Regions from separate parts of the Homo sapiens genome. Here all the other regions are linked to region 1. Evidence: chromatin loops called from intact Hi-C (ENCODE). Cell type or tissue: endothelial cell of umbilical vein. All regions are shown on one strand.

Evidence for each region. Peaks named below come from ENCODE experiments on the same cell type or tissue, not always from the same donor. Only the 100,000 strongest peaks of a DNase experiment are listed, where the experiment ranks them.
Region 2: it touches region 1 in a loop (4-fold over the local background); 22 of 110 quality-filtered maps call a loop at or near these places.
Region 3: a loop joins it to region 1, with 3 times the contacts of the local background. A loop is called at or near these places in 2 of 110 quality-filtered maps.

What each region holds. Positions count from the first base shown.
Region 1 is chr1:66,335,161-66,337,660 of GRCh38, reverse strand. The region is part of intron 8 of PDE4B (phosphodiesterase 4B); the gene reads right to left. Among named protein-coding and RNA genes, the nearest start is that of SGIP1, 200 kb to the left of the region's middle. RefSeq lists enhancers at 566-615, 676-725. In endothelial cell of umbilical vein, no CTCF peak of the experiment used is centred here; DNase peaks (open chromatin) are centred at 1,520 and 2,390; H3K4me3 peaks cover 828 bases; H3K27ac peaks cover 2,500 bases.
Region 2 is chr1:66,252,279-66,254,778 of GRCh38, reverse strand. The region is part of intron 4 of PDE4B (phosphodiesterase 4B); the gene reads right to left. Among named protein-coding and RNA genes, the nearest start is that of PDE4B-AS1, 200 kb to the right of the region's middle. In endothelial cell of umbilical vein, a CTCF peak has its summit at 1,285; a DNase peak (open chromatin) is centred at 1,258.
Region 3 is chr1:66,502,764-66,505,263 of GRCh38, reverse strand. No RefSeq gene overlaps it. Among named protein-coding and RNA genes, the nearest start is that of SGIP1, 30 kb to the left of the region's middle. In endothelial cell of umbilical vein, a CTCF peak has its summit at 1,193; a DNase peak (open chromatin) is centred at 1,213.

The DNA.
Region 1 (2,500 bases):
ATCCCTCCATAACAGCCTGGAAGGTCAGGTTGAATTTAGAATTCTTGAACTCCTTGGATATGGGTTGGCCCTCCTCTTTCCCCATGTCCTTCCATCTCCAGGGACCTGTGAGCAGCCGTCGTGAGCCCTGGACCGCAGCCTGCTTACCCAAGTTCCTCCTACACAAGTCTCTTCACACCTCTCATTGCTGCCTCTTGGTTAAACTCCTTAGGCCTAAGGGTGTGTATGCCTGCAGCACATCCCAGGAAGAGGCTTGTGTGGCCGGGAAGTGGGTTCAAAGCCATTTGGACAGAGAATGTGGGGGTCCAGCAGATGCAAAATGTAGTTTAGAGAGGGGAGCAAAGCTGCTCCCTTGGCCCGGCCAACTCCTTACTTCCTTGGGTGGAGGGCAGCAGAAGGAAGGCCAGGCTAAGGCCCTCTGATTACAGCACAGGGCCCAGCAAATGGATGCATCTTATGCTAAGGGCGGCACTGCTGTAATCATATCATTACATTTTAGGCAAAAGTGGCATGAATATTCCTTTCAAGGACTGAGCGCCTGTCTACCCTCTCTCTTACAGAGTTCTAAGATGAATCCATTGGCCAGTAAGATCTATTTCCTGTCAGTTCTGCAGGAGCTGGCATTTTCCATAGTTATTGATTATTTAGTTAAATACAAAATGGTTCACCCCTCATTAGGGCAATCAGCCTGTCATGATCACCATCCAGTGTCATGCAGCCTAATTCCCAGCTGGCTCGGGGCCTGGTAGAATAGTGTGACTTTATCCTGCAAACCCAAGAGCACTGGCAATTAGTTGCCTTTGTGCTCCATGTTTAGTACTGTAGTATGGCTGCACCTGAAGAACTGGAAAAATAAGCCTGCATAGCCAGGAGGACTCACTTCCTCATGATGGTTATCTGTAGCCGACTTCACAATGCCTTAAGAGAAGAAGGACCATCTATCTTCCATTTCTATCTTAGCAAACATTTACTCAAGTGCTAAGTCCTAATGCTTCATTCTAAAAAAAAAGTACTAATACACAGGGCCACTCTTCAACAACAGAATATCCATTTTCACCCAGCAGCACCCAACCTTTGTTCTGCATATAAAACAGCCCCAGAGCCAAACCAATGGAGAATGAAAAGGACAGTGGAGGGCGTTTGTGGGGGAAGTGAAGACAGTGACTAGTTGCTTGAATATAGCTTTTCTGAATACCACAGTATGTTCATCTTTTGAAAAACATTTAGCATTCTGGGTAAGAATGACCCTTTTGACGTTTTTCACCTGAAAATTCTAGGTGAAAGACTAGGTTTCTCAGTACAATGAGGGAAGGAACACCTCCCCATTCCCCGCCAGTCACAATTACGCCTCCCTGGGATTGTTCTGGGTTGGTCCTTCCTCAGCCACTGTTGTTGCAACCCTGTACTTTACTGACTGCGTCTGTCAGGAAGGAGACAGGAAATTGTAGTCACCCTCACAGCAGCTGCGCCATTCCTCCTATCCTCCTCTAATGACGTTGGTTGGCTTTGGTGACACGAGGTCAGGAACTGAGCCACAGTGAAGGTCAGGAAGATAGGTCACTGTTTATGCCGTTGTTGGGCTGGGGACCCTGCTGAGGCTATTTGCTTTCTTCCTTTCTATACTGTTTCTCTTTCCGTTCCTCTTTTTATAATGGAGAGCCAAAGCATCCTGTTTTCAAAACATCTGACTGTTTTGCCACTGAGGAACTCATGCTCTGATGCATTTTGCTGAAGTGTAAGACAATTCTTCTAATTCAGGAGGTGATGAAAATTGAAACACAAAATTAATGAACAATTCTAAGAAGGCAATCTGTTGTTAAGCAAAACGGCTAGCTCTAACATGTCTAATCGAATTTGGGCAGCTGGCAGGAGGTTCACTAGCCATCCTTTTCATCTTAAATAACAATACCATTGCCTTGTAAAACTTCTGCTGAACTTATTCCATCTTCTAGTAATTCTTGGAGGAAAATAATTTACAAGACTAACCTACCTGGCAGCACCATTCTCTAAAATTCTGGAATTCCATCTGGACTGTGGCCAGCATTAAGGGATCAGAGAAATTTGGGCCAAACAGAGGACGATGTTTCTTAGCTAACTCTCTAGGCTATGAAGTACATTTGAGAAAGTCTTTTAGGAGATTTGAATCACTCAGTTTTCTTCAAAATTTAAAGGATTAAGGAAAACAAACAAACTAAAAAAGCACAACCCTACCTAGATGAAGTAAAGATGAAAGATGCTTGCTTTTCCTCCACCAAACACAGTTAACTCTCTACCAGTTGCATGTAGACTGCACTTATGTAATTCCCAAATACCCCTCAGCATAACACAATTTCACCTATCGCTGTTCTTAAGATCAGACATTGCAAACAAAACTTAGTGGCCACGTAGCTGAAACAGAACTAGGAACACAGAGTTTTTGCAAAAATGTAGTGGATACCACTGATAAGTACACTCCCTCTATAACATTTCTTCACATCACTTCCAGATCTGCAACTCAGAG
Region 2 (2,500 bases), 83 kb after region 1:
AGAACTTGACATTTAATTGGATAAGGGGTCATAAAGAAATATAATTTTCAATTTAAAAAATGGATATCTGAGAAAACAGTGAAGCCGTGAGTAGAAATAAGGAAATGAGGAGTTTCCCCTCCTGTTGGGGGAGTTTAAGGTAGTCACTGAGTTTTTAAGGTACACGTTGAACTTAAAGGTACTGATTTGTATCCGGGTGGAGACATCGAGCAGGAAGACTGAGATATGGGAATTCGAGCTATAGATTTAGGGGTTTCCTACAAAAGTAGGGATAGTTAAGGCCATGGCAGGAAGTGGCCCCATGAGGTGGGGGTACATATAAATAGGGAGCCAAAGGAAGAGCCTCAGGGTTCTTGGAGAGATACAAAAAAGAAAAAATAATCAAGACAGGAGCAGTTGTGATAAATGGAGTGTGGTGAACTGTATCAGAAACTGACCCTTTCCAACCTTTTTTCCCAAGATGAACTTTGAGATGGGTGAAGATCTTGTGGTTTGTTCTGATTCTTTTCTTTCCTTCTTTCTTGCTTTCTTGCTTTTCTTCTTTCTTTCTTTTTTTTTAGGCTAGTCAAGTGAAGTGTTCTGATTTCTGATGTGAAGTTCACATTGTTCATAAGACAACAGGATGAATTTGGGACAAGATAACGGATTTAGATTTAAGTGCATCTTCTATGACTCCCGGATTTCCAGAGTCTAGTATCTAATAAAAGCTAATTAATATAAGTAAATCTCATGCATAGGTGGTACCTTGAGCTGATGTACTGTTGAATGAGTTGGAGGAGTTATTAAAACTGTACAATCCAAAGATTAAAGGGAGATAAAGAAACATTAATAGGGCATAATGTCAACATGACTTTATCATTATGGAACTTTTGAAGTTTAGGAGAACAGAACATTCAGAAGCAAAAAATGGATTTTACAGATGCCCAGCATTGGTTCCCTTAAACAATTTGAGCTGCCAAAGCTAATGCTGTATGTTAGAAAATTGCTATTAGAGAATCTATCAGATAATTTATAGAAAGTAACAGAAAAGAAACAAAACAAAACAAAAAACTTCTCTTAGAGTGCAACCAGATTATTTATGGAACTATTATAAATTTTTAAAAATCATAATTTGATAAATCACTAGTTAAGAATCAAATGGCATAGAAATTATAAAACATTTGATTGATTATGAAAACTGATACACTTCTTACTTTCCCAAACCCCTGGAGAAGGCAATGCCTCTCAGGAGCAAGTCCAGATATTCAGAATCATTGCATTGCAAGAGCAACATCTAGTGACAAAGCCAGCACATTACAAATTTGTAGAATAACGAAATGAGCACTCCAGTCTTAGTACTGAGTCATAGAATTGAGTGTATGTAGGTCTGCTCTAAACAATAAAATGATTTTCTAGAAAGCAGAAATACTGCCTTTCACTGCCACACTCTGAATTTTATTAATTCATTCCACCTTTCTCTGTTTTCTCACTACACACAGAAATTAACTTGTAATTTCCTTAATTTTTGTCTGTCATATGGAGAGATATATACTATAGTGGTTAACAGCACAGATTTTGGAGCCAAAGTGAATTGGTTTGTTTCTCAGCTGCATTATTACTAGCTATGCGACATTAGGTAACCTCTCCATGTCTCAACATTTTTACCTGTCAAACAGGGTTCTGTGAAAATTAAATTAATTATTACATATGTACAACTCTTGATAACAGTGCTTAGCACATAAAAGCAGATTAGTTATTGAGTTATAGTTATTATCAATACCAGTAGGTATCTTTATTTTTATATGGATGGTCCTCAACTTAACGATTATTTTACTTATTTTATTTATTTATTTATTTTTTGGAGACAGAGTCTCACTCTATTACCTAGACTGGAGTGCAGTGGCACAATCTTAGCTTATTGCAACCTCCACCTCTCTGGCTCAAGTGATCCTGCTATCTCAGCCTCCTGAGGAGCTGGGACCACAAGCACGCACCACTACTCCTAGCTAAGTTTTTGTATTTTTTGTAGAGACAGGGCTTCGCCACGTTGTCCAGGCTGGTCTCAAACTCAAGCGATCCACCCACCTTAGCCTCCCAAAGTGCTGGGATTACAGGCCACCACGCCCTGCCCAATTTACAATTTTTGAGTTCACAATGGCGCAAAAGCCATATGCATTCAGCAGAAACTATACTTTGAGTACCCATACAACCTTCCTGTTTTTCACTTTCAGTACAGTATTCAATTACATGAGATATCGAACACTTTATTATAAAATAGGCTTTGCTTTGGATGATTTGCCCAACTGTACACTAATGTAAGTGTTCTGAGCACATTTAAGGTAGGTTAGGTTAAGCTGTAATGTTTGGTAGGTTAGGTGTGTTAAATGCATTTTCAACTTAGGATGGGCTTTTTGGGACATTGTAAGTTGAAGGGCATCCATAATTAAAGGGTTGCATGTCTGTATTTCCAGCTGATGAGAGCTTCTTTAATCTTAATTCATGTCTGTCCATTGCAATCAAG
Region 3 (2,500 bases), 170 kb before region 1:
AATATTTGACATGAGGCTTTTGATGTGTTTTTGTTTGTTTGTTTTTGTTTTCATGGTTAGCCTGTTTCTCTTAAAAGCAAAGTTGAGAGAAGGAAAAATACCCACATACTGTATTCTCTTTTCAGTTAGACTTTAGGTTTACCAAGTTTTACCCCACTGCCCCACCACTTCACAATTAATTATGCACATTGAGAAATTGTAACTTATATCAAATTATGTTCTAAATATATTGTTTGTTTCATGGAAGTAAAGATTAATAGCCTAAAAGGGGCTTTAAAGATTATATGTTCAACCCTCTCAATTTATAAGAGAATGGAAGCTCAAGGAGTTAAAGGAACGTGGCCAAGTTCATGCAGCCACACTGCATGGCAGAACTTAAATTCAGATTCTTTTTTTAACTCCCCCAAATTATATTTAAAGACCATAATTAGTTTAGGATTTTTGGAAATACTTTTATCATAAAAAATTGCAAAGGCAGAAGCTTACAGAGTTGAATATATTATATGTATGCCTACCACCCAGCTTTATTGAATTTTAATATGTATTTAGATTTGGAAATAAAATATTATAGGTAGAGTCGAAGCTCTTCTCCCATGTTCTCCTCCAAAATTCTCATCACTTCTGCCTTTCCTCAGAGGTAACGATCTGAAAAATTTGATGTGTTTCAGGAATTCCTTTAGGAACACTTTTAAAAGGAAATAAATTCTAAAAGTAATTACATTTACAGAGAGTTTTTATTCTTACTAAACTCAGTAAACCTTTAATGTTAATAAGAGAATGCAAATAAAGTTTGTTTACAGAAAGAAAAAAAAAACACCCAGTGGAAGGAAACTGACTGTCCGGATATGTCTTCCAGCAAAACACCAAACTGAAACTAAGTTTTACTGACTAAAGATCATACATAAGAGATCTTTTGGTTTAATAATAAGAACCAAATCCTGTTTCTCTATGAGTGAAAATGGAGAGAGATGCTTTATGGGCATGCAACCATGGAGTAACAAAACACCCTATAGCTCAAGGGGTCCTTTGCTTGGCTTAATGCTCTGTTATTGCTGTCTCAAAATTCTAGATACTTTTTAAACAAAGGGCACCATATTTTTATTCTGCCCTGAGCCTTGCCAATTATGTTGCTGGTTCTGGTTCCCAAGGCAAGTGGCAGCTAGCTACCGTCTAAGGACTCTTGAGGTGACAATGGCTGTCAAATCCACTTTGTCCTCAGGAGGGTGCTGTTCCACCTTTAATACTCAGTCCTAGTCTTAGATGCAGACTTTTTGCCTTCATTTCCCAATGTGCAGCTAAATATAAAATCAGGAATGTGTAAGTAGGATTTTAAAGTCTGAGCTACTCCAAAAGAGAAATAGACATGGAAATACAAATAGATATGAATTTGTTATCTATTTGTTGAGCTTTGACCTTGTGCCGGGTGCATGGTAAATTCTGTGTTTCTTTAATTTGTATAACACCTTATGATACAGATGTGATCATTCCCATTTTACAGATAAACTGAGAAACAGGCAGTTTAAGTATCTTCCAAAGAGTAAATAGCTAGTAAAAGGAAGAATTAGAATTTTAGCCCAGTTCTCTCTGCCTTCAGAGATCATAAGTGGAAGTTTTGTTTGTTTTTGTTTTTAATCTAGAAAGGATAATTCTAGAAACAGCCAAGTAACAATTTTTTTTCAATTTTTTTCAAATGTCATTCTCATAAAATGAGAAAGATTTTCCATGGTGCATCATGCAATTTTTGAACCCACCTTACTAATTAGATGCAAGGTCCTGTATTATTGTCCTGTTCCAATAATCATGTATCTCAAGGTTTATTTGTCCAGTGGAAAAGTTAACTATTTATTGTTATGTTAAAATGCGACCCAGTATACCTAGTACCCATACAGAAAACACATTTCCTTGCAGGAGTTTATATTATTACAGTATAAGTTGGTCTCTACTATAAAATGAAGCAATGGTAAGTACCACATTGAATATGATATTTCCTCATAGAGTTTAAAGAGCAAATCAATATCAGATTAAGAAAATTCCCTTTGTTTCTCAGTTTATCATCATAAATGGGGGTTACATTCTATTGAGTGCGTTTCCCACATCTACTGAGATTTTCATACTTTTTTCTCCTTTCTTAAGAACATAAGGTGTCCAATTACATTACTTGGCTTTTTAACATTTTAAATCTTGAATAGCTGATATAAATTCCACACAGATATTACATATTCATTTTGTTATACATTACTGAATTTGGTTTGCCAAACTTCTCTATTGTATCTTTGTTGTCTATTCAATCCATTTTTGATTTTATTTTTATAATAAATACCCTTTCTTCTACTTTCCTTGGGTTTATTCTCTTGTTTTCATTCTAACTTCTTAAGGTGAATGCATGGCTCATGTATTTTAAGCCTTCCTTCTTTTTATTTCCCAGTATTACCATTTACAGTACACAATTCCTTTAAATACAGCTTTGGCTGGACCCCACCAGTGTTTTAGTTTTTACATT